2 separate regions of the Homo sapiens genome follow, and region 2 is linked to region 1. A link is an interaction called in ENCODE POLR2A ChIA-PET data of the cell type or tissue named here. Cell type or tissue: PC-9. All regions are shown on one strand. Links, peaks and the distances in the headings refer to the core of each region. The heading gives the core; the rest is flanking DNA. Region 1 holds the start of OPHN1 (oligophrenin 1). Region 2 overlaps OPHN1 (oligophrenin 1).

Evidence for each region. ChIA-PET counts read pairs that join two places held together with the same protein. Peaks named below come from ENCODE experiments on the same cell type or tissue, not always from the same donor. Only the 100,000 strongest peaks of a DNase experiment are listed, where the experiment ranks them.
Region 2: POLR2A ChIA-PET joins it to region 1 with 10 read pairs; 2 of 35 experiments call an interaction of 5 or more read pairs at or near these places.

Annotation. Positions count from the first base shown.
Region 1 is chrX:68,432,160-68,435,077 of GRCh38, forward strand. It overlaps OPHN1 (oligophrenin 1), which reads right to left and starts at 1,336. Exons shown (of 25, transcript NM_002547.3): 1 at 1,009-1,336; 2 at 708-865. The coding sequence starts at 861. In PC-9, for the core only: no CTCF peak of the experiment used is centred there; DNase peaks (open chromatin) are centred at 1,272 and 1,722; H3K4me3 peaks cover 2,458 bases; H3K27ac peaks cover 1,940 bases.
Region 2 is chrX:68,329,290-68,332,207 of GRCh38, forward strand. All of the region lies in intron 2 of OPHN1 (oligophrenin 1), which reads right to left. Among named protein-coding and RNA genes, the nearest start is that of OPHN1, 100 kb to the right of the region's middle. In PC-9, for the core only: no CTCF peak of the experiment used is centred there; no DNase peak of the experiment used is centred there.

The DNA of each region.
Region 1 (2,918 bases), core at 89-2,588:
CAGCAGCCCCCAACCCTATCCCTATTTTACTCCCTGGGGGCTGGGCCCCTTGTGGCAGGGACTAAGTAGTCAGCTCTTTGTTCCACACTCAAGCAGAATTCAGTGGCAGGTGAAGCCATCCAATAATCCTGAACTTAGACTGACCTTGACCTAAACCATAGCTCAGTGTGATAAAGAAAATAATTCACTGGGGCAAAGGTGCTTTCCTTAAAAAATAACTTGCCATGGCGAATTTTTTACTGCCCCCCACACTTATCTGTAGCAACCAGAGACCAGGACAAAATTATTATTCAAGCTGCTGACCTTAATCCCCAATTGTTTAGGAGGTGCTGGGGCAGTTCCTTGGTCAGCTTGGATGTCACTTTGCCCCAGACAGGGGTGCTGAATATGTCTAACAGTACAGCAGATTGTCCCTTAAGAACAATCATCTGCCAAGTAAGGGTAATTGCTGAGCAAGAGGGTCCCTGGCACAGCTACGGATCACGTCTTATAAGGTCAAAACCACTAAAGGAAAAGGCCCAAAGTTCTGGTTGTATCCACCACTTTCCACTTCTACTATCTCCACTCCCCAAGTGTGGGAAACCCATTTGCCTCAGAGATCTGGGCTGGGAGTCACCCTGCAATCTCCCTTCCCCTGGTGGTGTGGAAAGGCTTAAAGGCCAGACACACCAGCTCAGAGAAACAGCTCATCGAAGCCTTGCACTTACTTCTCATAGCGCTGATAAGCGCGTTGCCGTCTTTGATTACGTCTTTGATGAATTTGTTGGTCCTCTCCAGTTCCTGCTCATAACACTTGAGCCTCTCGCGGAAATCGGGGCTGTCCAGGTAGCAGTCGCTGAACTCCAGCGGGGGATGACCCATGGTTCTGATGGCCGGGAGTAGGGGGAAAGGGGAAAGACACAAAGACCGAGAGCATCAATGGCACAGTAGAGGAAGTAGAGGGGACGGACTGAGCGCGCGACCCGCTTAAGGAAGCTCATAGCCTCCGTCCCTTTGGAGGACAGGTACCTGTTTCAGTGAGACTCCTGAGGAGCGCTGGCTGGTCCGGACAGAGAACAGGCGCCCCGGCGATGGCTTCAGGGCCAGGGAGAGCTAACTATCGCAGTCGGATCCCGGCAGGGTGCTGCCTAGCAAGCAGCATGTCCCTTAGGCATCGCCTTCCCAGATAAGCAGCAAAAACCGCAGCCCGACTTGCCTCCGGAGACGGGCCGGATCCTTCCTGAGCAATTGCAAACGTGACACTTGGGCCCGCCCAAGGTGTAGGCGAGGTTAGAGCTGGAGCTGGGAACAGCCTCTCTACAGGCTCCTCGCTCCGGAGCGAGCGGAAGACTTCCTTGGCCGAACTCCGCGGGCAACCCGGATTGCACTGTCCCCTCCCCTTTCTTAAAGCCAACGCCTGCGCCCCGCCCCAGCGAAGCCCGAGGACCAAACCGGAGCGCTCTGGCTCCTTCCTCAACTGTTTTCCTTGTACCTTAGAGTTTCCTGACCAGGGCCCGCTGGCTGCTAAGACTTCTTCCTGGTGCAAGGGAGCCGGCCGGCCGGCCGTCCTTTTAGGCGCCGGAAGGGTTAAGCCAGGGCGGCAATGAAACGTAGCCTCGCTCCATAGACACTGCAGCGGGAAGAGGAGGGCGAGAGCGCGACGCACAATAGCCGCGGTAGCCCAGCGCTTCCCTACGGAAACTGGGGAGCAGTCAGCGCCCTAGGACTCCAGCTGGAAAGCGTGGCGGCCTGGGAGATGTAGTCTTTCCGTTTGCACTCCCCAAGACTCCTCCCTGCAGTCTCCCCACCACCCCGCCTGGGAGGCTGCTCTCCCAGAACGGCATTCCCAGCCTGCCGCAGGCTCCTGCGCAGGGACCGGCCCCAAGGGGCAGGTGCGCGGCGCTGGACTCTGCGGGGGAAGTTTCCGAAACTAGAGCAAGAACCCGCAAGACTAGATTGCAGGAAGCCATCTCTCAATTCCCATGATTCGGCTGGGTTGTGTATTCTTTTGCCTTCCCCTCTTTCCAGCCTCCTTCGGACCTACCAACTTCTTTTCCTCTTTCTTTTCCCATGTCTCCTGCTCTAAGTGCTCTAATTCCCTTGGGCCTTCGACCTGAAGGGTTGATTCCTACTCTAGGGTCTCCGTGAAGCTCAGTGCCCCCTGCCAAAGAAAGGGAGGCCATAATTCAGAGTTAATATTTTCCTGAATAGGACCTCAGAGCATGGCTTTTGTGGCAGACGCCGATAATGCATATGATTTTCCATGTGTAAGTGGAAAGTCTAAGAATAGGATGTTATAAATTGTCTTGCAGCTTACCTTAAAGGCAGCTGTCTTGAGACTAAGGGTAGGTAGAGGCTCGAAAAACTAAAAAATAGTTTGTGCGTGGGCAAAGAGATCCCTTTAATTCTGCAGAAGTGTTTACATTAGATTGCCCTGTGAAGAAAGCCAGAACGGAAGGGGGTTGTAAATAGAATAATAGTGGCTGACCCACCTGAATTAGGGTCCTGTTGCTGCTGTGACAAATTACCACAAACTTGATGTCCTAAATCAGCATAAAGTTATAATCTACAGTTCCAGAAGGCAGAAATCAGAAATGGGCCTCACTGGGATCAAATCAAGATGTTAGAAGGGTTGTGTTCATTTTCAGATAGTCTAGGGGTAGAATCTGGTTCCTTACCTTTTCCGGCTCAAGCTGCTCACATCCTTTGGCTCATAGCTCCCTTCCTCCGTCTTTAAAGCTAGCACTGGCCAGTCAAGTCTTTCTCATGCTACATCACTGTGATTCTCATGCCTCCCCTTAAGGACCCTTATGATTACACTGGGTCCACAGGATAATCTCCCCCATCACATCATCCTTAATCACATCTGCAAATTTCATTTTGCCACATAAGATAACGTAGCCACAGGTTTCAGGACATGGACATCTGTGAAGGAGGAA
Region 2 (2,918 bases), core at 217-2,716, 100 kb before region 1:
ATAAGCACTCAGGAATACAATTTGGAAATATCTGTAGTATTAACAATGCTCATAATCTGAGTAACTCTTGCACACTGCCCAGGAAGGCATAGATAAGGATGTTCATTGGCATATTATGGGAAATAATGAAATATTAGAAATAGCCTACATGCCCATTTATAAGTAAATGAATAAATAAATATGTAGTATATAGTAGGATTGAATGTTCCCAGTTGCTGAATAGGAAAAGGCTTTTCCATTCTTCCTTTTCTTAGAGCATTTCCTCAAGAAAAGGTTATTACAAAGCCACCTTCTATCTTTTCTATAACTATGCAAATGTTCTAAAGAGCTAAATAAGCCTCTTGCCAGCATGACCACCTAATATTTTTCTTAAGGACCTGGGGATCCATCTCTTTGAAACATTAACATCAAGATAAATATACCTCTATCTCCTTGTTACCTCAGGGAGTTTAGCTTAGGTACCTTGCTTTAAATCTTAAATGCCTGCTGGGCATATAGACAAGAGAAGTTATATTTTTTTCTTTGGATAAAGGCAATTAGCTAACATATGGCCACCTCAACTACAAGGTGAATATTGCCTGAACTATGTAAAATAAAAGTGCTGTCAAATCTAACTGGAGGGCAAGTTATGCTTTATATTGAGAACACATATGTAAATGGATCATATATTCTTGCCTATGTAAAAGTGTGACATTTCTTTCTATGCTTACAGTCTCATTAGTGTATTACCTGTCATTCACATCCCCGTCTGATTTAATGCTTTCAGTAACACAATGGTTTTCTTTCTTTTCCTTTCTTCTTTTTCTTTTTTTTTTTCTTCCTTTTTTTGAGACAGAGTTTCACTCTGTCGCCCAGGCTGGAGTGCAACAGCAAGATCTCGGCTCACAGCAACCTCCACCTCCTGGGTTCAAGCGATTCTCCCGCCTCAGCCTCCCGAGTAGTAGGATTACAGGCACCCACCATCATGCCCAGCTAATTTTTGTATTTTTGTACAGACAGGGTTTCACCATGTTGGCCAGGTTGGCCTCGACCTCCTGACCTCAGGTGATCTGCCTGCCTCAGCCTCCCAAAGTGCTGGGATTACAGGCATGAGCACAGCGCTCGGCCAGTTTTCTTTCTTTTCCACATTTGTGAAAAGGATTTTCTAAGTTAGCAAGAGATTTAATTTTTAATTTTCCCAACAATATTCATAACAGAAGTGTCCTAGTGAGTATTATAAGTTAATGAATCCCAGCATGGCAACAAGTGCCTTTAGTTCCAGCTACTTGGGAGGCTGAGGCAGGAGGATCATTTGAGCCCAGGCGTTCGAGCCCAACCTGGGCAACATAGTGAGACTCTGCCTCTTTAAAAAAAAAGTGAAGAATGAATTATATCTATATACTGTATATCAACATGAAAATATCTAAAATTCGAAAAAGAACAATGCTAAGTGGAAAAAAAAACAAGTTGAAGTACATATAGTATGATTCCACTTGTAAAAAAAATTTAAATATACAAAACATTTCCAGCACAAATATATATTTATATCTCTATATAATATTCATAGTATCTATAAATATAAGCATTTATATATTTATATAACTAAAATATTTAATATAACTATTAAATATAGATTTATTAAATATATTACATATTAATATATTTAAATATATATTTGGCATGCATTCTTCTTGGCCATGTTTTCTATTCCATATATATAGACACAAACAACAAATGTATACATCTAGTATATATCTAATATATATCTCATATATAATATACATAAGATGTATAATTCTGTAAAAGTATACTTATATAATGTACATAAAATTATATATATAATTTATATAGTTATGTTTATATAATTTATGTAAAATTATATTGTACTTGTATAATTTATATATGATTATATACAATATAGTACATAATTATATAATAGTTATATCTTATAATTATAATGTATTGTATTAATTATATATTAGTAGATATATGTATTAATATATAATTATATTACATAATGATTATAATATTATATATAAACAGAAAACATTGCCAAGAAGGATAAATACCAAATTCAGCATTGTGGCTGCCCTTGGTGAGAGAAAGTAATAAGGACTGGGGAAAGAGGTAAACGCAGATTTCACTATCTCTATGTTTTACTTAGAAAATGAGATCGATCTGGGCCAGGTGCGGTGGCTCAAGCCAGTAATCTCAGCACTTTGGGAGGCCGAGGTGGGTGGATAGCTTGAGGCTAGAAGTTCGAGACCAGCCTGGCCAATACGGTGTAACCCAGTCTCTACTAAAAAAACAAAATCAGCTGGGTATGGTGGCAGGCACCTGTAATCCCAACTACCTGGGAAGCTGAAACACATGAATCACTTGAATCCACCAGACACAGGTTGCAGTGAGCCAAGATCGCACCACTGCATTCCAGCCTGGGTGACAGAGCTAGACTCTGTATCAAAAAAAAAAAAAAAAAAAAAGAGGCCGGGTGCAGTGGCTCCTGCCTGTAATCCCAGCACTTTGGGAGGCTGAGGCAGGTGGATCACGAGGTCAAGAGATCGAGACCAATCTGGCCAACATGGTGAAACTCTGTCTCTACTAAAACTACAAAAAAATTAGCTTGGTGTGGTGGTGCATGCCTGTAGTCCCAGCTACTGGGGAGGCTGAGGCAGGAGAATCACTTGAACCTGAGAGGCAGAGGTTGTGGTGAGCCGAGATCGCACCATTGCACTCCAGCCTGGTGACACAGTGAGACTCTGTCTCATAAATAAATAAATAAATAAATAAATAAGAAAAAAGAATGAGAACGATCTGAAGCAAACATGACAGAATGTTTATCTTGAGGACATGTGTACACAGTGTCTATTTTATGACTCTGTGCTTTTAAATTTGCATTAATAATGATGATGATGAAAATAACTAGCTTTTTGCTGTGT